3 separate regions of the Homo sapiens genome follow, and all the other regions are linked to region 3. A link is a loop called in an ENCODE intact Hi-C map of the cell type or tissue named here. Cell type or tissue: Calu3. All regions are shown on one strand.

Evidence for each region. Peaks named below come from ENCODE experiments on the same cell type or tissue, not always from the same donor. Only the 100,000 strongest peaks of a DNase experiment are listed, where the experiment ranks them.
Region 1: it touches region 3 in a loop (4-fold over the local background); 10 of 110 quality-filtered maps call a loop at or near these places.
Region 2: a loop joins it to region 3, with 5 times the contacts of the local background. A loop is called at or near these places in 22 of 110 quality-filtered maps.

The regions. Positions count from the first base shown.
Region 1 is chr18:46,263,751-46,271,750 of GRCh38, reverse strand. ARK2N (arkadia (RNF111) N-terminal like PKA signaling regulator 2N) reads right to left here. Exons shown (of 5, transcript NM_145055.5): 5 at 4,759-8,000. Among named protein-coding and RNA genes, the nearest start is that of ARK2C, 66 kb to the left of the region's middle. In Calu3, no CTCF peak of the experiment used is centred here; no DNase peak of the experiment used is centred here.
Region 2 is chr18:46,476,590-46,484,589 of GRCh38, reverse strand. It overlaps LOXHD1 (lipoxygenase homology PLAT domains 1), which reads left to right. Exons shown (of 41, transcript NM_001384474.1): 40 at 845-1,003; 41 at 6,638-7,317. The coding sequence ends at 7,118. Among named protein-coding and RNA genes, the nearest start is that of ARK2C, 150 kb to the right of the region's middle. In Calu3, a CTCF peak has its summit at 3,320; a DNase peak (open chromatin) is centred at 3,309.
Region 3 is chr18:46,148,573-46,156,572 of GRCh38, reverse strand. No RefSeq gene overlaps it. Among named protein-coding and RNA genes, the nearest start is that of ARK2N, 21 kb to the left of the region's middle. RefSeq lists a silencer at 482-688. In Calu3, a CTCF peak has its summit at 7,616 (motif pointing left); DNase peaks (open chromatin) are centred at 682, 3,592, 3,912, 7,612 and 1 weaker place.

The DNA.
Region 1 (8,000 bases), 120 kb before region 3:
GGTATTAACAGCTTAAGGCACTATACCCTCAATTCCAAAGGTTATGTGTATTTTCATGTAACAGCTTTATTGAGATATAATTCACATACCATAAAATTCACCCGTTTATAGTGCACAATTCAATGCTGGTTAGTACAACAGTCCCCTTATCTGCCGGGGATAGATTCCAAGACCCCTAGTGGATGCCTGAAACCATGAATAGTACTGAACCCTATATATAGTGTTTTTTCCTATGCATATATACCTAAAGTTTAATTTATAAATGAGGCACAGTAAGAGATTAACAAAATAGAATTTTAACAATATACAGTAATGTTATATGAATGTTGTCTCTCTCAAATCTTACCGTACTATACTCACTCTTCTTTTCATCAATCTTATAAACAAGACAGCTAGTAAGTATCTAAATGAGCAGACAGCATATACAGTATGGATGCGCTGGACAAACGGATAATTCATGACCCAGGTGGGACAGAGAGGAACGGTGTGAGATTTCATCATGCTACTCAGAACAGTGTGAAACTTAAAACTTATGAATTATTTCTGAAATTTTCCATTTAATATTTTCAGACTGCAATTGGCAGGTTACTGAAACCACAGAAAGCAAAACCATGGATAAGGGTGGGCTACTGAAATGTTCAGAGATGCAACCATCACCACTCTACTTTTAGACTATTTTCAAGACCCCAAAAAGAATCCCCTTACCTATGAGCAGTCACTCCCTATTTCTACCTCCTTCAGCCTCTGGCAACCACTAATCTACTTTACTTCTATAGACTTATCTATTCTGGATATTTTCTGTAAATGGAATAATATGTGGTCTTTGGTAACTGGTTCCTTTAACATCGTGATTTCAAGGATTATCAATGTTGTAGAATGTATTGGCATTTCATTGCTACTTACAGCCGAGTAACATTCACTTACACGGCTACACCATATTTTGTTTATCCACTCATTGGCTGATGGACATTTGGGTTCTTTCTCCTTTTGGCGATTATGAATAATGCTGCTATCAACATTCATTGTAACTCTTAGGTTTAACCATTTGAGGAACAGCCAAACTCAAAGTGGCTGACCATTTTATATTCCCACCAGCAATGTATGACAGTTCTGATTTCTCCACTTCCTCACCAATACCTATCTTTCTTATTCTAGTTATCCTAGTGGGTATGAAGTCGTATCTCATTGTGGTTTAGACTGGCATCTCTCTGATGGAAATGTTAAGCATATTTTCATGTGCTCATTGACCAACTGTATATTTTCCTTGGAGAAGAGTCTATTCAGATCCTTCGCTGATTTTTTAATTGGATTTTTTTTTTTTTTTTTTTTTAGAATTGAGTTGCAAGTTTTTTATATATTCCAGATACAAGTCTCTTATCAGATTCAATATTTCCAAATATTTTCTCCCATTCTGTGGGCTGTCTTTTTACTTTCTTGATGGTGTCCTTTGAGGCACAAGTTTTTTTTTTTGATAAAGTCTAATTTATCAATGCTCACGCATTTGGTGAACATAGCTAAGAAGTGTTGAGAGTTTCTAAAGGGAATCAGCTTCAGATCTTATTTGTTTCCACTAACATTGGGAAAGTCACAAAAGAGTTTTCATTCTCAGGAAAAAATTTGATTATGAAATATTTAAAATATACAAAAAGGTACAATGAATAACATACATTTGTGTCCTTGCTACCCAACTTATGAAATTTTACCAATAAAGCTGAAGTCCTCTGTGACCCCTCCATACCTCCCCTTCCAGAGGCAACTATTACCCTGAATTTGGTGTTTATTATTCTCATGCATGTTTATACTCTTACTAGATGTGTATGTATCCTTTATCTGTATGCAGTATTATATTGTCTTTTAAAATTTCAAACAAATAGCAGCATGTAGTGCATATTCTGCAACTTGCTTTTTCTCTGCCCCAAGTGAAGAAGCAGAGAAAATGGGCAGGAAAACCAGAAAATTGAGGTTTTGTTTTTCTGAACAGTTAAAAGGTACTAATTTGAGTCATTTTTTTAAAACATCTACTCTCACAAAGTCTACCTATGTAAATCCAAATACACAGTTATTCTTCTGTTACCAGTTTTCCCATCTGTAAAATTAGGATAATAATCTGTACTTCTTACCCCATGTGAAACTTTTGAAATAAACATTCTTTTAAAACTTTGAAAATCGCTTGTAGAAATTCAAGGTTCTGTTGGTGTTAGTCATCCAAAGCCTTCCCAAGGCTTAAGTGAGATGACAGAACTACAGTCTTTTGAGCAGTTTTTTGGAGTAAGCAGCTCTCTTGAGTTACTGCTTGAAAAGCCTGATGGCTCTGCAGAACAATGAATCATCCCCTAAAATCACATAGCCTTTTACTTTCAAAAAAGAAACCCAAGACATTCTTCATTTTACAGGTGCAGAAACTAAATCCTATAGCAGTCACTTGGCCTTTCTGGGATCTCCTGTTCCCTGGGTCAGGCCTAAACTCACTCACCTGGCCTCTGATCTAACCCTCTCATGCTGCAGAATTCAAGATCCATCCTCAAGTCAGATTTGCTTGCTTTAGAATCAGTCACAAAAGTGAGGGCTCAACAGTCCACTACACTTTACCTTTCCACTCTCGGGATGGAGCAATCATGAAAGGGGAACAGATGTGACTCTGAGATGTCAATTACCAAAGCACAAAAGAAAAAGCTGGTATCTTCTAAAAGCTTCAGCAAGGCCAATGGGGAAAAAAAAATTTTAATAAAAAAGAAAAAGTTGGCACCAAATAGCTTCCTTCACTAAAGGGTAAGAAGCTAGACAGATATAATTTACAACCAAGGTGTGTTCCCAACAGCAGGCCAGGGTCTATGAGCAGATTATACCAGCTGCTGCTGCCACACTTCCTTTCTGAGGGCTGACTTCGCTGCCAGCACTCACTCTCATCATTCACACTACCCTATCAAATGGGTCCTCAAGGCTTGGCAGGGAATCCTCATCACACAGAGAGATCCCTGCCTAAAGCCATCACCACCTAGAAGGCATGTCACGTGTACAATGAATTAAACCAACAGAGAGTATCAGGTGAATGGGTGCTCCTTCCAAATTTCTGACACTCATGATCATTACTTGCATCTTTTTCTGAACTCACTGCTCCTACCACTACTTACTGTTGCTTTCTTCTGCTCCAGGCAGATTCTCCCAGCCAAAGTTCCACTATAGGCCAGAACCTCTCTAATTCTATGAATCAGTGCTTTCAATCATGGAATCATGAAAAAAAAAAAAAAATCGTGCCTACCAATGACCTAGGAGGATCGCTCTTTCATAGAGCACTTGGTTCCAAGTGTGGTTAAAACAAAACCTAGAAGAAATTCACTTTACTTAGGTTGCAAAAATGGAGCTGAAAAGATACATATATATTTGGTAAAGATTCTTTATCTGTAATTAGACTATAATTATAAATAGTTGGTATCTACTCTGAAAAACAAAACAGTAAGGGAAGGAAAGGCCAAATGCCTGCAAAAGAACAGAAAGAAGCAGCCCAAATGACATAAAGCACTAGCTACAGGTTATATTACTTACTTGTGCCTAGTTTCTTCTTCAAAAGCAGTATCCAAGGGCAAAAGGGTTCAAACGTGAGATCCTAGGTAAACAGTTTCCTTCTAGAGTCAAAGAAGAGTTTTCCTTTTTTTATTTTTATTTTTTGTTTTTTGAGACAGAGTCTTGCTCTTGTTGCCCAGGCTAGAGTGCACTGGCGCGATCCTGGCTCACTGCAACCTCTGCCTCCTGGGTTTAAGCGATTCTCCTGCTTCAGCCTCCTGAGTAGCTGGGATTACAGGCACACGCCACCACACCCAGCTAATTTTTGTATTTTTAGTAGAGGCGGGGTTTCGCCATGTTGGCCAGGCTGGTGTCGAACTCCTGACCTCAGATGATCCGCCCACCTCGGCCTCCCAAAGTGCTGGGATTACAGGCGTATGAGCCGCTGCACCCAGCCAAAGATTTCTTATAGGTATTAATATGTCTACGTCTCAGATACAGGGTGGTATAAAAGAACAATTTCAAAAATCTGAAGATATTTCCTACTAGTTAATATTGTGTTTCCTAATTGTTAACAGATCATTTTCCAGTACAAGCAGAACCAAAAATTCTTGAGGAAAACTAAGAGATTCAGGAGTTGAATGTTTTAATAAAAAGAGGTTTCACTCTCCCTGGTTCCTCATTCCCCTTTATGTGAAGATAAGTTACAAACATCATGAGGTGTTAATATGGTAGTTCCTATCATTTTAATAACCAAATTAAAAATCTGAAAATAGAACCAAACTATGGAAAAAATTATTCAGTCTATTTTTCAAACACCCTATACCTGCTTCAATGTTTAACCACATGCAAAGTGCATGCCGTTGCAGCATCTTACCTTGACTCTCTGATCTCTGCAAAGTAATAACCAGCAGTGAAGTTTTGTTGCCAGGAGTAAAGGTGCCCAGAACAATAAGTCTTTGGCCCTCTTTGAAATCTCAGGTGGGGTTACAGGAAAGCTAATGCAAAGCTATTTTTATCAACATCCAACAATTATCCAAGGTTACTTGCAAAACTTCTTGGGAGTAGTTTTGCAAGTAACCTTGCAAGGATACAGCTCTTGCTTTGAAAACTCAGACATCTTATAAAGATAAGACTTGTTAACAAAATAGAATCCACTTTCACATTTAAAAGGTAACTTGGAAATTGCTCCAGGTACCACCTAATTAACTGAAGCAGATAGGGACAAAGAAAAAAAAAAAAAAACCTCAGAAGATATCATTGTTTAAATACACTCTATTTTATTTTGTCTTAAAATAGTTTAACCTTTATGCTACAGACTTATTTCAAAAAACAGAAAATCTTATCTTGCACCAAAAAATATATATATAACACTCTGTTTTATTATTTTTTCTCCAAAGACCATTAAATACTAAAGGGAAACAAAAACGAAATAATGAATGTAAAGAACCAAATTTTGTTTTAAAAACTAGAGTTGCACATTTGAAAACATTAATTCTAAGCAATGATTTGTCATCACTGCATCAAGTCCACGCTCACACTCCAGCAACAGCAGATCCATTAACTGCCAAGTGCATTGGTTCCTAGCCATACAATGGCTAACATTTCATTTTCACGGTAAGAGGAGCAAAAGGCTTCAATGGCCTCTGTACTCTTTAAGAAACAAAACAACAACAAAAATATTTCCTAGTTATCCAGTGATTTTTTTTTAAGATCACTACCTTTTAAAATTTGTTAAGAGAATAAGAAGTAAGTAGTGTTTTAAATAAAATGAAAAAATACAACAGCATCAGACTAAAATACGTGATTATTTTAAACAAACAGTGCACAATCTGAGGAAGTTTGGTTAGGGCACAATCATTTTTATATCTACATGGAAGTCACATCATACACATATTGGAGAACAGGGATTGGGGAGCTTGCTTTGCCTTAAAAAAGTTTAAAACTAAAAGACAAAATAGTGTCCCCAGCTTTTTCAAAAACCTTTGTGACAGTATAAAAAGCAGGTAACAAACTTAGTTTTAAGTTAGTTATGGTGCTAATCTGCTAAAAGTAAAGATGAACAAATGACTACATTAGTAAACCAGACAATTCATATTCATAATTGATAATAAAAGCAAAGTTTATGGGATGTTTGATTGCCAAGAATAAACTGAATGAAATAAATTGAATAAAAAAGAATGCATTATTCATTCAGTCTGGCCCCTACCATCAAAATGAAAAGACAATTACTGGAGAGCAGCAATTACAGGTTACATGGCAGTCATGATGATGCAACAGCTAGGTCACTGCTCTGTTTTTCACAAATTGGAGGGGGTGGAAACTTAACCAAGTCAGTGGCATAAACCAATCTGTGACCCACATGTACCATTTTAGCAGAGAGATTACTCTGAAGACAATGTCCTGTGAAGCATAAAGAACTACTTATGCTACCAAATGTAAAACTTTGATTAAGAAAAACCCCTTTAAAAGAAACTTCAAATGTCACAGGAGCTGTATACCACGGAATTGTATCATTAATACCTTGCCTGAAACCACACTCTCCACTCTTCTGGAAACAGCAATGAAAAGAGAGTTGAAACACAGTCTCTCTATAGTTATTAGGGGAAATGACCCAACCTAGTAGGGGAGAGCTGTCTATCTCTACCATCCCTTCCCCTCCCCCTCTGCATCTTAATATCCAAATCTCCGTTCTGGTCCATTAAGTCAGGCAGTTGGGAGCTGGACTAGGAATAAGTGAGGCAAAAGTGCAAGCTGACATAAAGGCAAAGGGCCAGAGAAGAGACTGGTTACAGCTCCACTCTGTTCCTAATCCACAGTGCACACAGCACGCCAACTCTGTAGAGGATGACTATATTAGGGACTATGAAGAAAATATGTCACACGGGAAATCACCTGCTGTGTGGAATTGGGAAAAAAAATATGTGGTTAACATAAGAACAGGTCATGCAAAAACATTCATTAAAATGGGCCTCTGCCCTGACAGTGGGGGAAAAAATAAGCTGCAAAAACTTCAAGTCACATCATCCACTCTATTCTCTTCTCTATGAATTTCCTGGAAAACACAGACCAGAAATTGTACATTTCTGCTTTGTCTAGTATTTTAATTCAAGTCAAAAACTATGTGTAACAGTAAAATTCAATAAATTAATCCTAAAGTAAAATGTGAAGGTCCAAGGATACACCAGTAGTGAATCTTCAGAAGGTCCTACTTTGCTCTGGCCTCTGGGTCTTTGGTTTTTGTCTAGAATTGTGGCCATGTGAGAGACTGATATATGAGTTGCTAAAGCTGGAGGTTCATGATCTTAAAAGCCTTATCTAACAAAAGCAGAAAATAAAAATAAAAAAAATAAAAGCTGATGAAGGACAGAGGCCAGATCAAATGAGATGCTATCAGAGAAGATCAAAGAACATATGCACAAATACATTCCTGTGGAAGAAGGAACATACAGGAGAACTAATGCAACAAGAAGCGTAAAGGAATAAACTTGTCTTTACAAAAAAAAAAAAAAAAGAAGAAGATGAAGAAGAAGAAGAAGAACAGGCTGGGCAGGTGGAGGCAGGCAGACACTGATGCATGTGTATGTGCGGTGTGTGTCATTCATCTCAGCAGCCCCCAGAGCACCCACCCCTCACAGTGCCTTATGCAGAGCAGGCACTTGGTAAATTTGTTTGCTGAATGAAAACTGAAAATGGTAATTCTCATACTCTTAATGATAAGAAGAGCCACCAGGGGATTTGGAGAGACAGGCAAAGGGCCATAGCAACGGTAACAATGGAAACAAAAACAAAAACAAAACAAACAAAAACCATGAAAAACAAAAGGTGAAGTCTTCTAAGCCAATATTACTTCACTCCCCCTGTGCAGAGTACATAGTGTTCTAACTCTAGGTATTGCTTTTAAAAGAATTCACTAGTAACTACAACATATTATAAGAAAGAAGGTAGTAACTAATGCCACAAAATTCCAATGCTGGCATTTCCTGAATTCCCTGAAGCTCCTGCTACCCTTTGCTAATCCTTTTAGACTCTGTAAAACTTACCAATGACATTAACGTGCTTTGCATCTGATTTCTTATGGTACATTCTGATTCTTCTTATGGTATTTTTTTTTAGAAGGTAGAGGAGAAAAATACCCAAATACAGCATCAGGTCCACTTCATCTCGGATGTTAAACAGTTGTTGCTACATACTCTTTATACAGAGACCAGCTATGAAAGACGGCACTTTCCTCTCGGATTTGCAAGTGCCTGTAGCCTCAGAGGCCACATAACTTTTCATATTCTTCCCAACAGGTTTCTATGTTCACCCGTTATTTGACTAAACCAGAAAAAAAGGCGAGGGAGAGAGATTTTTCCCACTGAACTCTTAATACCTTCAGATGCCCAGAACACCTCATGGTGGGTATCTATCTGAAATGCCTCTGTCTCAAAGGAGACATTTTGCAAAGAGTTATTAATTATTGCAACAAGGAGAACAACTAGGTCACCTTAGTAGTA
Region 2 (8,000 bases), 330 kb before region 3:
CAGACTGGTAGCTTAGAAACAACAGAAATGTATTTCTCACAGTTCTAGAGGCTGGGAGTCCAGGACCAAGGCACCAGCAAATCTGGTGTCTGGTGAGGGCCTGCCTCCTGGTTCATAGCCATCTTCTCACTGTGTCCTCACATGGCAGAAGGCGGAGGGAGCTCTCCAGGGCCCCTTTTATAAAGGCATGAATCTCATTCATGAGGGCTCAGCTCTCATGACCCCATCACCTCTCAAAGACCCTACCTCCAAATACCATCACACTGGAGAATAGGTTTCAACATATAAATTTGGGGGAACTGGGGCACAGACATTCCATTTATAACAACCTTTTCTTCAAATCTCTACCTCAGGATGAAGTCTGGACACCTTAGACTGGCACTTACCCCCACAGGCTGCCTGCACCCATACCTTCTCCATTAGCTTTTCCCTCCCTGAACCCAAACTTCACCCAAGCCAGCATTCCCCCAGAAATATCTGCACCTCCACACCCCACTGTTCCCACCTATGACTTTGCTAAGACATGTCTGTTACAGGGGACTCTTCCCTTCCCCTCCTCCCTCTGCTCTCCAAGTCTCACCACCCTCCCCATCTCCATCCTGCATAACGATGTCACCATTCTTTGGTGCTGAGGCCAGGCAGCTAGTGGGGCTTTTTCATCGTGATTGTCTTGGTCCCAAACTGAACTGAACCCCTCAAAGCCTCCAGGACTGCCATGAGCTCCTGCTTGCCATCCCATCCCTGTTCCCTGGCCCACTGCTTGGAATGCAGCAGGCCCCCGACAAATGCTTACCTGCTTCAGTGGGCAAAGGCAGCTCATGGACCACACTTTTGTTTCCTGCAGGGGGACCACAGACACGTTTGAGTTTGACAGCATCTACTTGGGGGACATTGCCTCCCTCTGTGTGGGCCACCTTGCCAGGGAAGACCGGTTTATCCCCAAGAGAGAACTTGCCTGGCATGTCAAGACCATCACCATCACCGAGATGGAGTACGGCAATGTGTATGTACTGAGCCTCTCCCCAAGGAAGTGCCACTCCCTCAGCATGGGGCAGGGACTGAGCTGGACCATGGGCAAGAGAGCAGGGTATGATGAGGTCTCTTCTTCAAGGTCAAGATTACCCTGTTCAGGAGGCCTAGAAGGCAGGAAGGGAAGAGACAGCTGTATGCTTCTGAAGCTATCTGGATTGTGCATCTACTATCAGAGGCAGGGGAGTAGGCCAGATGACCTGGGGTGCATCTAGTCTTTGGATCCAGGGATGCTTCCTTGGAAGGATACTGAGAAAGTCAAACAGTGCCAGAGAGCAGAGACTTTCCTTGCCTTCCCCTTCCCTCAATCTAAAATGACAAAGAAACACAGTTATGAAGCCTGCTGTTTACACGGTCATAGTGAAAACCCACCATCCATGTGGGCAGAGTAGGGACCAGAGACAAGCTAGGGTAATCCAATGGTCCATCTGCCTCACAGTACCCCAGATAAGGGGCTTTGCATTCTCTCATCAGAGCCTTCTGGAGACTCAGACATTTCTGGAAGATTAAGGGTCTTAGTTACCTGGGCAACATAGTCACAGTCATCAATTTGTCTAATTAAAACCCCTTGGTAACCAAGCTGGAAGCCAGGAAGAGCCCTGAGGCTCTGGAAGGCAGGAAAGGTGCTGAGAAGGAGCCAGGGGAGGGTGGAAAGGGGAATCCAAGATCAAGGCTTGCCAAAGGGTAAGTGAAAGCTGAGTACATAGCTCACAGGGCCAGAACCACTGTGGACGCTCCCACATCTGCACCTCTCCCTGGGGCTGGCCCTGCTCATACCACACCCTAGAGCCTTCCCTGCACAAGGAAAGGTAGCCCTTGTCTGCACAGAAGCGGCAGCCAGGCTGGACCTAGGCAGAGCCCTCGGCTATGGGCTCTGGCCCTCAGGAGGCCAAGCTTCTCAAAGCCACACTTGTCCAACCTGCAGCTCCCTGGATTTGGCTCCCCCAGACCAAGCAACTCCTTGGGAATTTGGCAGAAGAGGTTCTGACCTCTGCTCAGACTGCCATAACAAAATATCAGAGAGTGGGTGGCTTAAACAACAGAAAGCTATTTCTCACAGCTTTGGAGGCTGGAAGTCTGAGATCAGGGTTCTAGCATGGTGGAGTTCTGGGAGCACTCTCTTTCTGTCCTGCACATGGCCGCCTTCTCTCTGTGTCCTCACGTGGCAGAGAGAGAGAGCTCTGGTTTCTCTTCCTCTTTGTGTAAGGGCACTAATTCCATCATAAGGGCCCCACCCTCATGACCTTATCTAAACCTAATTATCTCTTGAAGTCCCCCATCTCCAAATACCATGGCATTGGGGGTTCCAGCTTCAATGTATAAATTTGGGGAGATACAACTCTGTTCATAGCAACTTCCCTCTTGAGCTATGGCATTATTTGCTGCTCTTTTAGAGAAAGCCCAGCTCAAGTACAATCAATCCTGTAGGAGTTGCTCTATGTGGCTGCTAGGACCAGTACTGATGAGAACTTGACAGCTGGGAGACTATCCCAGAAAAGTGAATGACTCACTGAGCAAGTCAGGGCCAGGCCTAAGCCCTTTCCATGGCTCAGTACTACCTCCCATCCACAAGGACTGTGTCTGCTGATACTGCTCATCTGCAAACCTCCCAAAATAAACAAAACAAAATAAAATAGTCACCCTCACATTACCCTTAAACCCACAATGTTGGCCGAGAGAGAGTTCTCAGCACCACCTGGCACCTTCCTGTCTTAGGAGGAAAGGAAGGCAAAGGCCCAGCTGTAAGCTTCCTGCCCCACAGTCCTGGGCCTCAGTTGTAGAATTTTCCATCCTGCAGAAGAAAAAGCCGCTCTTAATTGAAGCATCTTTCCCTCCAGCCTCAGGAATGCAGCCTGTCTTTTGTTGTCACCAGGGCTGGAGCGGGGAGGAAGAGATATCTGTGAGGAAGGGGCTCTTCCTGAAGTGAAGGGGTTGCAGGGGGTCCAGGCCTCTGGATACTAGCGCTGTCACCTGGTCAACTGTGTGGCCTCCAGCAGTTACCCATCAACTCCTTGTGCTTCACGCTGCCCTTTGGGAGGAGAGCTGGATGCTCTATAGGGTCTAGGGTAGAGGGACGATGGCAGGGGTGTCAGCCTAGGAGCTCTCTGAAGTCATGCCCTAGCTCACCCCTGCCTGCCTGCAGTTCTCAAGCCTGTGGTCTCTGCTGGATGAAAACCTGTCACCTGCAATTCTCAAGCCTTATTCTCTGCTGGATGAAAACCTGTCGCCTGCAGTTCTCAGTGGTCTCTGCTGGATGAAAACCTGTCGCCTGCAGAAATACCACCTTCGTCCAGAAGGGGGACTTTGCAGGCATGTTTAATCGTGGTGACAATTCACATGGCCTCATTCTAGAAGGAACCTACATTCTGCATTATAAAACCACTTGCTTAACACTGTGTGTAACATCCACAATTCCTTTCCTGCCACCATGTTAGCCATATTTGGAGTTACATGAATTACAAATGAATTTAATCTCAATATCTCATACACACAATAACTCCAAATGTCCATCTCACAGCTATTTCCATTCTGATCCCTCTTTTGCAGTGTGCTGTTGACCTTCCTGACCAGTTCTCATTCATCACTAATAGCCTCAGGATTTGGGTGAAAGGTCATACAAAAAGACCTTATTTTTTAACTGAAAACACCTTTATTGTTTATCCCGGTAGCATATCTAATACACAACCATAAAAATTCAAATACAGAAACGTATGTAAAAGAAAGTAAAAATTCCCTACAGCCCTGCCCATCAGAGGTGGCCACCATGATGAGCATTTTGGTGACCCCATTCTCTCTGGGATTTTTCTAATACACAATGTTCACAGATGTGTGCTTATACATAGTTTTGAATATGTATCACTTTTTTCTGCTCATTTTTCTCTGCTTTTGCCTTTACTCTGGCTGGACACCTTCCCCCCTTTCTAGCAGGAGCAGCCCGCTGAGTGTCCTTCCAAAGCCAGAGCTTTGTGTAAGTCTGCAGGGCCCACATTTTGGTGATCCTATAATTATGTCTATCAGAAAACATTTCCTTATATCTACACCAGGGAATATTTTTCAGCCATCAAAAATAATGAATTAAATACATACCAGATGACTTGGAGCAATTCCCAGGAAGTATTATTGAGTGAGAAAAGCGAGACACAGGAAAACATGTCTTATGTGATGCCGTTTTGTAAAGGGAACACTGACATCCCCATATGTCTATGTACACGTGGGTCTGTGCAGGGTTGGGTGAAATGGAGGGAAATTTGGCAGGCTACACCCTCAACTGTTACATGGGTTATCTGAGGAGAAGCGATGCTGAAGTGAGAAGGAGAAAGAAAGAGAGCCAAGCAAAGAGGGAGCAAAAAAAAGTACGTTTAGAAAAGTATGTATATGATCAGATGATTTTTGTATTTATATAGAATGATGCATATTAGTGGGCATATGCATAAAGAAATACATTTTAAGAGAATTTTAAAACAATGCAAGTATCTCCTCCTCTAAGAAATTGTAGTATGTAACAACAATCCAAATTTATCAAGTGATAAATTGGGGGAAGAAGGATCTCAAAACAGAATAAGGATTTCCTGCAAATGTCTTTAAATGGCTTATTCTTCAGGGCCAGGCAGGCTCTGGCTCTGGGTCACCTTAAGCGCTGACTTTTCTTCTTCAAGTCTCAGTTCCTCCTCCTATGAAATGGGAGGATGATGCCCAGGGTTGTTGTGGGAGCTAATGAGATTCAAGAATGCAAAGTCCTGGAGTTGTGTAAGCAGGCAAAAAACCAAAGGTGTTTTTTTTTTTGTTTTTTTTTTTTTCTGTTAAGAATGTTCATCTAAAATAGGGTTTGATTTTGCACCATTGGGCACACCTTTTCAGTGTTGCATTCCTGAAGTTGTTAGCCAGCACCAAGACAGCTTGTTTTCAAAGGTGTTAGCATATTAGCAATTTGGAGTGGGAAGAAACCATAGCAATTGTTCAGTCCAAACCTCCAGCTTCGCCAATGGGAAAATCAAGATCTGGGTAGGATATGTGACTTGTCCAAGGTCACACAGATGGTAGGTGGCAGGGCTGGGGCAGACCATGCCCTCTCACATCCTGTGCAGCATTTTCCCACCATGCTGTCTGGCTTTTTCCTTTATAATTCCTGAACCCACTGTCATTACCCAGAGGCTAAAATTGGGGATGTGCAAGAGAAGGTTTGGGAGGACTTCTTGGTCCAAGACCATTCTCTTGGCTCTAGACTTGCTTCTGCTTGTGATGGCTTCTTCGATAGAGGACTTTCTCTTTCCCTTTGTACTCTGCAGTCCATGAACACACACACACACACACACACACACACACATACATATATATACAAACTCTTTGTTCAACTCAGCCAAGTGTAAGGGATCTGGGAGCGTACATTTAATAGTCATATTTCCACTTGGTTTTGCCTAAAATTGTCACTCTGGATTCAGCAACTCCCTCTAAAGGTGACAACACCAGGTACAAAAATTAACCAGTCCCTTTAAGGGAGCAAGAGTATCTGCAGATGGGAGTGAGCTTGGAAAAGAGCAGGTGACAGGTGAGAAAGGAAAGCACAGCTGTGTGCAGTGACTCACACCTGTAATCCTAGTGCTTTGGGAGGCCAGCGCAGGAGAATTGCTTGAGGCCAGAAATTTAAGATTAGCCTGGGAAGCATGGTGAGACCCTATCTCTACAAAAATATATTTTTTTAAATTAGCTGGACATGATAGTGCATGCTCATAGTTCCAGCTTCTCAGGAGGCTGAGGCAGGAGGATGACTTGAGCCCAGGAGTTCGAGGTTATAGTGAGCTATGATCGCGCCATTGCAGTCCAACCTGGGTAGCAAATTGATACCCTGTCTCTAAAGAAAATAAAAATTAAAAATACATAAAAATGAATAAAGGAAAACACAGGAAGAGGAGAGTCAGATCATGAGGAGTTTTGCAGACCGTTGTAAAGTCTTTGGCTTTTACTTGACATGGGAAGCCACTGGAGGGTTCTGAGCAGGGGAAGGACATACTTGGGCTTACCTCTCAATAGGATCACATGGCTGCTTCATAGAGAATTGACCACAGGTAGCAAAAAGCTAGAAGACCAGTTAGGAGGCTCTTGATAATTTCCAAATAGGAGATGATGGTGACTTGGACCCAAGTAGCAGGAGGGCAGATAGATACTAGACAGTTTTCAAGTGGGCTGGTTCTGGATATATCTTAAAAATAGGGTCGGCCAGGCGCAGTGGCTCACGCCTGTAATCCCAGCACTTTGGGAGCCTGAGGCAGGTGAATCATGAGGTCAGGAGTTCCAGACCAGCCTGGCCAAGATGGTGAGAAAAAAAAAATAAAGTCAACAGGATTTGCTTATGGATTGGACATGGAGTATGAGGGGCAAAAAAGAAGTAGAAGAATCAAGAAGCAACTGGAAGAATGGAGATGCCCGTCCATGGTGAATTTGAAGTTAAACAAGAATCCATACGCACATTTAAACCAACATTTCCAGCTCCAATATCCCATCACCTTGGGAAGGGATCATTTATAGATGAGCAAGGGGATCTGGGGGAGGGAGCAGCCTCGGCTGGGGTCTGCTTAGCCCCTACCCCTCCACTCTCCCACCTCTCTGCCAGGTACTTCTTTAACTGTGACTGCCTCATCCCCCTCAAGAGGAAGAGGAAGTACTTCAAGGTATTCGAGGTTACCAAGACGACAGAGAGCTTTGCCAGCAAGGTCCAGAGCCTGGTGCCCGTCAAGTACGAAGTCATCGTGACAACAGGCTATGAGCCAGGGGCAGGCACTGATGCCAACGTCTTCGTGACCATCTTTGGGGCCAACGGAGACACAGGCAAGCGGGAGCTGAAGCAGAAAATGCGCAACCTCTTCGAGCGGGGCAGCACAGACCGCTTCTTCCTGGAGACGCTGGAGCTGGGTGAGCTGCGCAAGGTGCGCCTGGAGCACGACAGCAGTGGCTACTGCTCAGGCTGGCTGGTGGAGAAGGTGGAGGTCACCAACACCAGCACCGGCGTGGCCACCATCTTCAACTGTGGCAGGTGGCTGGACAAGAAGCGGGGGGATGGACTCACCTGGAGAGACCTCTTCCCTTCTGTCTGAGGGGCTAGGGCCCCCACCCTCTCACTGAGATGCCCCAATCTCACATTTCTGCCCTCCACCTTGGCGGTCAGCAGCCCTTCAAAGCCTCTAGCATTGGCACTGGGGGCTAGCAGTCCACTGAGAACTTCATGGGGTCCTGCTCCCCACCCTACCCCCAGTTTATTGAACCTACAGTGATAATAATTAGCATGTGTCATAATCTGTGGCTGCCCAAAAATAATTTTTTGTATTTCCTTTTTCTGTAATAACAGTAGTGACCAGGCTGGGACTTGCTGCAGAGTGTGGATGAGAAATTGAGTCTTCACCCAGGGGATAGAAGTGGAGAAGCAGAGGCCATCAAGATGGTGTATTTTAAGCAAAAACTAATTAACACTTTTCCCCAAAAAAGCTAGGCTAATTAAATTATTACCAACCATATCCTATAAAGAACTCATCTTAGCATCTGCTTGCTAAGAAGTGTATACTTTTCCCCAGTTTCAATAAACCCAGTGGCAAGTGGAGAAAAACCTCAGGAAGAAGTGTTTTGCCGGGGGATTTATGAGCCTGTGAAAAGTAGATAATTCTTTCCATCACTTTACAGAGAACGCATTGGCAAGTGCCTGCTGGTTATCCCAGCCTGTGCTAACACAGTCAGGACTGGACACAAAGGTGATAGGGATGGCACCTGCAACAGCCTGGTCACTGGCACTCTAAGGCCGGGAGAGAAAGCAGGGTCATTGAGGTTATTTGGTGATTATCACCTGTGGCTCTCTGTGGGCAAGGTTTGGACTGAGAGCTGAGAGGGGCTTGGGAACAAAGTGAAGACCTGGTCTTTACCCTCAAGGGGAATGTGACCTTGATGGAGAGGCAGCAGGAGAACTGTACATTTGAGTACCCACACAG
Region 3 (8,000 bases):
AACCTGTCACCATCTAGTCTCAGGAATGGTAAAACACTCCCCAGGCCAGGTGTGGTGGCTCATGCCTGTAATCCTAGCACTTTGGGAGGCCAAGGCCAGCCAGTTTACTTGAGGTCAGGAGTCCAAGACCAGCCTAGCCAATATGGTGAAATGCTTTTTCTACTAAAAATAAAAAAAAACAAAATTAGCAGGAAATCGCTTGAACCCAGGAAGCAGAGTTGCAGTGAGCCAAGATCGCACAACTGCACTGCAGCCTGGGCAACAGAGCAAGACTCTGTCTCAGAACAAAACAAAACAAAACACACTCCCCAAACGGTCACATTCCAAGCAACAGGTAAGGGAACAATAGAGTAAATTCTGGACTGATTCAAGCCTTGACAAAATTTCTAGGGTGGAAGAGTGAGAAGGAGAGCAACATTTCATGAAAAAACAAGGTCAGAATTTATTTGCAGTGAATAATACTCTAGCCCTCCAACTCAAGTATGCAAGAAACATCACTTTCTTCATTTCCTAGAAATCAATTTGATTTCTACTTTAAGGCCCCCACCTGGCAGGAGAATTCATACCAGTCATTGCTGAGGTTTCATTTGCCTTCCCCACCCAGGAAACCCCAGACACAATAGTTCTAAGAAGACATAGATGTGGCCAGAGGAACTTCCAGGTACAGCACTCAACCTAGTCTGCTCTATTGGGTAAGACGGGCATGAGGTCGCCTCCCATTAGGACTAGTGATAGCATAATAGAATAGAGTCCTAGAAACTGAGACAAGGAAGCTGCAAACTCAGCCTGAGCTCCTTGAGAAGGATTGACTCACTGAGGGGGAGAACTCTGAGCCATGACTCTAAGAATGACAAGAATTTTGCCTCATAGAGAAGAGGAAAAGCATTCTGGAAAGATGTCACAGTGGAATGAAAGGACTAGGTCATTTTGGGAATGAGTGCCCAGAGGCTGATACTCATTTGGATGTGGAGAAGGCAAGGGTAAGGGAGGAATTTAGAAAAAAGAAAAAAATCTCCTTTGAGACAAGCCTGGCCAACATGGTGAAACCCTGTCTCCACTAAAAATACAAAAATTAGCCGGGTGTGGTGGCACACTCCTGTAATCCCAGCACTTTGGGAGGCCAAGGCAGGTGGATCACTTGAGGTCAGGAGTTCGAGACCAACCTGGCCAACATTGCAAAACCCCATCCGTACTAAAAATACTAAAAATTAGCTGGGCATGGTGGCGGGCACCTGTAATCCCAGATACTCGGGAGGCTGAAGTGGGAGAATCGCTTGAATCTGGGAGGTGGAGGCTGCAGTGAGCCCAGATCATATAGCTGCACTCCAGTGTGGATGACGGAGTGAGACCCTGTCTCGAAAAAAGAAAAAAAGAACAAAATCCCAAGGAAGACTTATAACGTGGACTGTGATTTTTTTTTTTTCTCTTGCTAGGGTTGGGGCCTGTGTAATAAATAACCCTTTCTCTTTCTCTCCTCAAGTTTGGAAGCAACTAAAAAATAAGATGCAGGAAACAGGCGAACACTTAAATGTCAACTTTATGGCAGATCAAAGCTGGATTGGGGGACACGGTGCAAATGAGCAGCCTCCATGAACTTCCTATCCCATTCCTGTCACAGCAAATGTAGACAGACTATTCAACCAGTCACAGGAGCGCTGCCCTGTCTGAGCAGCCCAGAATCTACTCTCAGGCAAGTCCTAAAGAGAATACCTGGTGAGGCTTCCCACCTCAACTTCTCCCTTGAAATCTTCACACCAGAAGGTGATCTGGTTTCATGCTCTACCTCCCACCATGGTCTTGAAATATAAAGGAGGGCAGCTGACATGAGATCCATGGGGATTAATATTTCCTGGTGACATTTCAGGTAAAATATTGGGTGGAGAAAATATTACCGGATGGGAACCATTCTTCTTGCCGGGAGAGTCAGGCCAGAGAGACTCCAGGAATGTGGCTCCAATAGAGACCCCTCCACAGGGAAGCAAGAAGTAGGGGATGGAGTTTCCATTTCACAACCCATATCCACCCTGTGGGCACTCGCATTGTTATTGCTTTCTGAAATAAAGAACTACCTCACATCTGCGTAGAAATCAAACTTTTCAGAGTACTTTCACATCCATAAAACAAGAACATAGATACAAAGTAGAAGAGTTTTCTAAAATCATCTAAGCCTATTTCTCCTTTTACAGATGATAAAATTCAGGCTAAGAGCATTAAGAGACCAGGCAAGGTGGATCACCTGAGGTCAGGAACTCGAGACCAGCCTGGCCAACATGGTGATGGATGCCGGTAGTCCCAGCTACTTGGGAGGCTGAGGCAGGAGAATTGCTTGAAACTGGGAGGCAGAGGTTGCAGTAAGCCGAGATCGTGCCACTGCACTCCAGCCTGGGCAACAAGAGCGAAACTCAGTCTCAAAAAGACAGAGACCAGCCAAGGGCTACACAATTAGTGGTCACCTGTCTCTCAGCATGACCAAAAGTCACAAGTTCCTTTGGCTTTAGATCCCCAACACAAAACCTTCCTCCATCTTTGAATTCTCTTCTCTGCAGCAGCTATCCTGAAAATCAACACAACTGTTGGAAAAGAGGGAATGGAAGGAAAAGAGCTCCTGGGAGTGGCTAACTGCTCTGGGTGGACTCACGACGCTTAGCCTATAAAATCTATTTGTCTATATTTGCATTGCCGGTATTCAGCAGAGGGGCTGATAGAGTGCTACGTAAGGTCTCCATTCTGACGAACCGAATGAATGCTTGCATGAATAGATGAATGGCTGAAGAGCCAGAAAACCGGAGATAGGAAACATTTTTTCGGAAATGGGTGAAGAAGGATTCTTTAAACAGCAGAGCAGTAAACTTGGCATTGCTCAGAGGCCTGTGTTGGGCTTGTGCTCCGGCTGGCGCCTCTCCCCATTCTCCAAGCATCTTTAAAGGTCATCTTGGGTTTTTTCCTCTCCTCTCCTTCATCCCTGTATCAAATTTGTTTCCAAGTTCTCTCATATCTCCTTCTTTTCCATCTCTGTTGCTACATCCTGGCCTAGGTGCTTATCACTTTGTGCTGGCCTGGACTCATATGTTGGGGCAGGGCTGAGCACAGAGGCCTGGGAGGCAGTTAGGAGGCTATCTCCCTGCATCAGGCTGCAGCTGACACCTGCTTTTGTCTCCCCTCTCCCTCCACTGCCTGTGGCCTCCTCCTTATCGGCTACCCTCATGTGCACCTTCAGCCTCCTCCCAGCCAGCTCTCAGCTCTCACCAGGCCAGGCACTTCCCACACTTTCAGGCTCGCTCCACCCCCTCACCCGTGCCCTCCCCTCCCCCAGCCCCTTCCTCAGGTTTCAATTAACTAGCTGCCCATAGATTGCAGCAAATTTATTCTCCCTGAAATAGAAGTGACCCATAACAAGGCTTAATGAGATCATCCCCCAAGGAATTTAATAAGGGACAATCCCTTTAGCCAGTCAGATGAGCGTGTCAGCTGTGTGTGAGGGAGTATTGGGGGAGGGAAGGCAGACAGTGGGTGCCCCACCTCTGGGGTGTGTTGGTGGTCCGGGCCCCTGGGGCAGGCGGCAGCGGGTGTGGGAAGCAGAGAGACCTGGCAGACCGGCTGGGTGGGACAGCACAGAAGCACAAGCTCACCTACTTCAGAAGTGTGCCAAGAGCTAGCAGGAAACCTGATGCCCTCCCTGACTCAGCTTCCCAGGAGCTCCCCAGGGCAGTCCTAGAGGTCACAAGCCCAAGAGTTTTAGGTATCATGGGAGGAAGATTGCAGAGTGGACCCTTTGCCCCCCAGTAAATTAACAGAGGTGGGGATGGATGCCCAGCATGGTTGCACGTCCCTTACAGAGCAGGGGAAAGAGGACATTTGTTTTTCCTGCTCTTGAAAGCTGATCGCCTCTGCAGCCAGGCGTGGTGCCAGTTGTGGTCAGCGTCTAGCCTGCTGGCAGATGGGTCATCAAGGACTCAGGGTGAGTCCTCAGCTGTCTGCATTTTGCAGCAGCCACCTCAACGACACACCTCCTTGGCACCCACAGCCCCCCACATGAGAGCACTAGCCTGCTCACCCATTAGAGAACGATTCTTCCTTCTCACAACGGTGCAGCACTCAGCATCTGCCCATACAGAGTCTCCAAAAGCTAGAGCCTGAGAGGCTCCTAGGTGTGACCCGGTTCAACCATTTCCCTAATTTACAGATGCACAACTGGGACCCAGGGAGGTTAAGAGACTTCCCTAATGTACTGGCTTTCTGTGTTGCCCACAAATCATCTAAAAATGATTGTCATATAGCAGATTAAAATAGCACATACTTAGCGTCATTTCTATGGGTCAGGAACCTGAGCTCAGCTTAGCTGCCTCCTCTGCTCCATGGTTTCCCCAGGCTGAAATCAAGGTGTCAGCTGGGGCTGGAGTCTCATCAGAGGCTCAAGCAGGGAAAGACCTGCTTCCAGGCTCCCTCAGGCTGTTGGCAGAATCCATCTTCTTGCAGCTGTAGGACCGAAGTACCCATTTTCTTGCTGGTGGTCAGCCGAATGTTCTCGCAACTAAATGCTGCCCCCTCTTCCTTGCCAAGTGGCTCTTTCCATAGGTCTTCTCATAGCAGGTCAGTTTCTTCAAAGCCAATAACTGAGAGAGAGTCTCTAACCTCAGGGAGGGGCCAGTCCTTAAAAGCCTTTTAAGGCTTTTAACTGATTGAGTCAGGCTCACCCAGATGATCTCCCTTTTGATGAAATGAAATCAACAGATTTGAGACCCTAATTACATCTTCAAAATTTCTTTACCTTTGCCATATTCTGTTTGTGAGAATCAAGTCACACAAAATTTGAATGTGTCCCACCCACATTCCAAGGGAGGGGATTATATCCCAGCTACTTGGGAGACTGAGGCAGGAGGATTGCTTGAACCTGGGAGGTGGAGGTTGCAGTGAGCTGAGATTGCACCACTGCACTCCAGCCTGGGCGACAGAGCAAGACTCTGTCTTGAAAAATAAATAAATAGGCCAGGTGTGGTGGCTCACGCTTGTAATTCCAGCACTTTGGGAGGCCGAGGTGGGTGGATCACGAGGTCAGGAGTTCGAGACCAGCCTGGTCAACACAGTGAAACCCTGTCTCTACTAAAAATACAAAAATTAGCTGGGCGTGGTGGTGCACACCTGTAATCCCAGCTACTCGGGAGGCTGAGGCAGGAGAATTGCTTGAACTCGGGAGGTGGAGGTGGCAGTGAGCTGAAATCACACCACTGCACTCCAGCCTGGGCGACATGGCTAGGCTCCACCTCAAAAATAAATAAATAAATAAATAACATGAAAAGTAGCAGATGGGAAATTTTAGGGCCATTCTAGGGTCTGTCTACCACATCTAATGTCACACAGCTAGGTAACAGCAGAAACAACATCTAGAACCTAGGTTTCTTATAGAAACAGGTCCCTGGGGCCAGTTACATTTCAGAATTCAGAATGTTCCAGATTTCAGATAGGTAATCAGGTGCTTATACCATAAACATAATACCCCCAAGCAGCGCCTGGAGGAACACCCAGGAGTCACACGCCTTAGAGTTCTGCAGTAGACCAAAATGGGGGTTCAGGTGAGGTTCTGCTGCCAAATGAATTCAGGTCAGATCAGGTTTTGTCAAATGAATTATGAAAAACCTTTGGGTTTTAGAGCTTTGGGGGCTTTGGAAATTCCAGTAAGGGATTGTGAGCCCATAATTGACACTCATTGAGTTCTGACCATATGCCAGATTTGGGCTAAGGATGTGCATTCTCACAGCCCTGTGGGAGAAGCAGGTTTTTGAGATTTTTTATTTTATTTTATTTTTGAGATGGAGTCTTGCTCTGTAACCCAGGCTGGAGTGCAATGGCACAATCTTGGCTCACTGCAACCTCTGCCTCAAGGGTTCAAGCGATTCTCTTGCCTCAGCCTCCTGAGTAGCTGGGACTACAGGCTTGCACCACGCTCAGCTAATTTTTGTATTTTTAGTAGAGACGGGGTTTCACCATATTAGTCAGGCTGGTCTTGAACTCTTGACCTCGTGATCTGCCTGCCTTGGCCTCCCAAAGTGCTGGGATTACAGGTGTGAGCCACCGAGCCCGGCCATTTTTGCGATTTTTAAACCATTTTCCTTCCTATATATCCTTCCCTTCACTTATTCTCATTCAAGTCAGAATAAGGCTCTGCATTCATTGATGTGGAGGTGGGAGGAGGCTGGGTAGAGCCTGAAAATCTCTCTTGCTTAATTTTGACAAAGCTGCTCAAGCCTCAGACTGGGGAGGAAATGTAGGCCTTTGATAAAACACTTCTGATAAGCAAAATAAATACATAAATAAGTAAAAAACACAAAACAAACACAAACACCAAAGACTGGAAATAGATCCCACACACCAGGCTAGGTAGAGGAAGGAGAAGGGCTGGGGGCTTCTGGCAGCATTCCCAAGCCGGCAACACTCCCTGAAGGCTGCATGCTGTGTCTAAACAACTGGCATCCTGGGTGCCTCTCAGTGTGCTTCCCTGGGAATGGAGGGAAGGGGCATCCTGGCTAGACACTGCTTGGCTCAGGATTGTCTTTCATTTGCTTTCTCATTATGTTGTGTAAGTGAGTCTTCTCTTTGCACCAGAGCAAGTCTATTTCTCTCTAGCCCAAGTACAGAACTTGTTGTTGAATAGATATTGCTCAATAAATGCTCATTTAGGGCCGGGTGCTGTGAGAGGTCAAGGAGGGTGGATCGCTTGAGCCCAGGAATTTGAGACCAGCCTGGGGAACATGACGAAACCCCATTTCTGCAAAAAATACAAAAAGTAGCCGGGCATGGTGGCAATAACCTATAATCCCAGCTACTCAGGAGGCTGAGGTGGGAGGATCTCTTGAGCCTGGGCTGCAGTGAGCCATGATCACACACTCTAGCCTGGATAAAAGAGTGAGACCTTGTCTCATAAAATAAAAAACAAAATAAAATAAAATAAGCTCATTGAGGGACTCTCTTCAGTGAGTACTGTGGGTCCCTGGCCCCTCCCTCTAGGACTTCCTGTGTAGTTTACATGCTCTGAAATATTTGCTTTGGTTAGGAGACCCTCTGTTTGTGTGTTTTTTGTTTTGTTTTTGTTTGTTTGTTTTTTTGAGATGGAGTCTCGCTCTGTTGCCCAGGCTGGAGTGCAGTGGCGCTATCTTGGCTCACTGCAAGCTCCGCGTCACAGGTTCAAGCAATTCTCCCTGCCTCAGCCTCCCGAATAGCTAGGATTACAGGCATCCACCACCACGCCTGGCTACTTTTTGTATATTTAGTAGAGACAGGGTTTCACCATGTTGGCCAGGCTGGTCTCGAACTCCTGACCTCAGGTGATCCACCCACCTTGGTCTCCCAAAGTGCTGGGATTCCGGGCGTGAGTGGCACCCAACCCTCTGATCTATTTCATCAAGGCTTCTGTCAGATTTCATGTATCATCCTCCCCTCAAGGGACCAGAGCCTCATGCTAAATGAGTGCAATCCCCAGGCCTAAAGTAGGAGAGTGGTTTGAGTGCTAGGCTTGTCCTTTTGGGAGCGAATCTTACCATGTGATTTGACTTTGGCCCCAGAATCCCAGGGATAGCCTTTGAAGGACTGGTTTTGTCCTTTTCCCCTTCACTTTGAAAGTATCTTAAAGATATGACTGCCCTCTGGTGGCTAAAATTATATATGTCAACGGCCCCCTGCCCTTCAAACATGATCCTAACAAGTGATTGAATGTCCTAGGAAGGAGTGAGCTGCAGGGTTAGGTTATGGGGTTTGTTTGGGATTGGGGTGAGAGAGTAGGCCATAACACTTCTCTCTGTGTTTACTGGCATAAATACCAGACTTCGGGTAGTTAACAGGATCTGGGTCATTTTGGGTGTAAAGTTCTTGAGGGCAGGGAACTACTTCAGTTTGGCTCAATGTTTTATCTAGTGCCTAGCAGAGCGCCGGGCACACAATACCTGCTCAAAAATGTTTATTGAATGAATAAACTGCTCCCTCAAAGGGAGCAACCACAACCTCGTTCA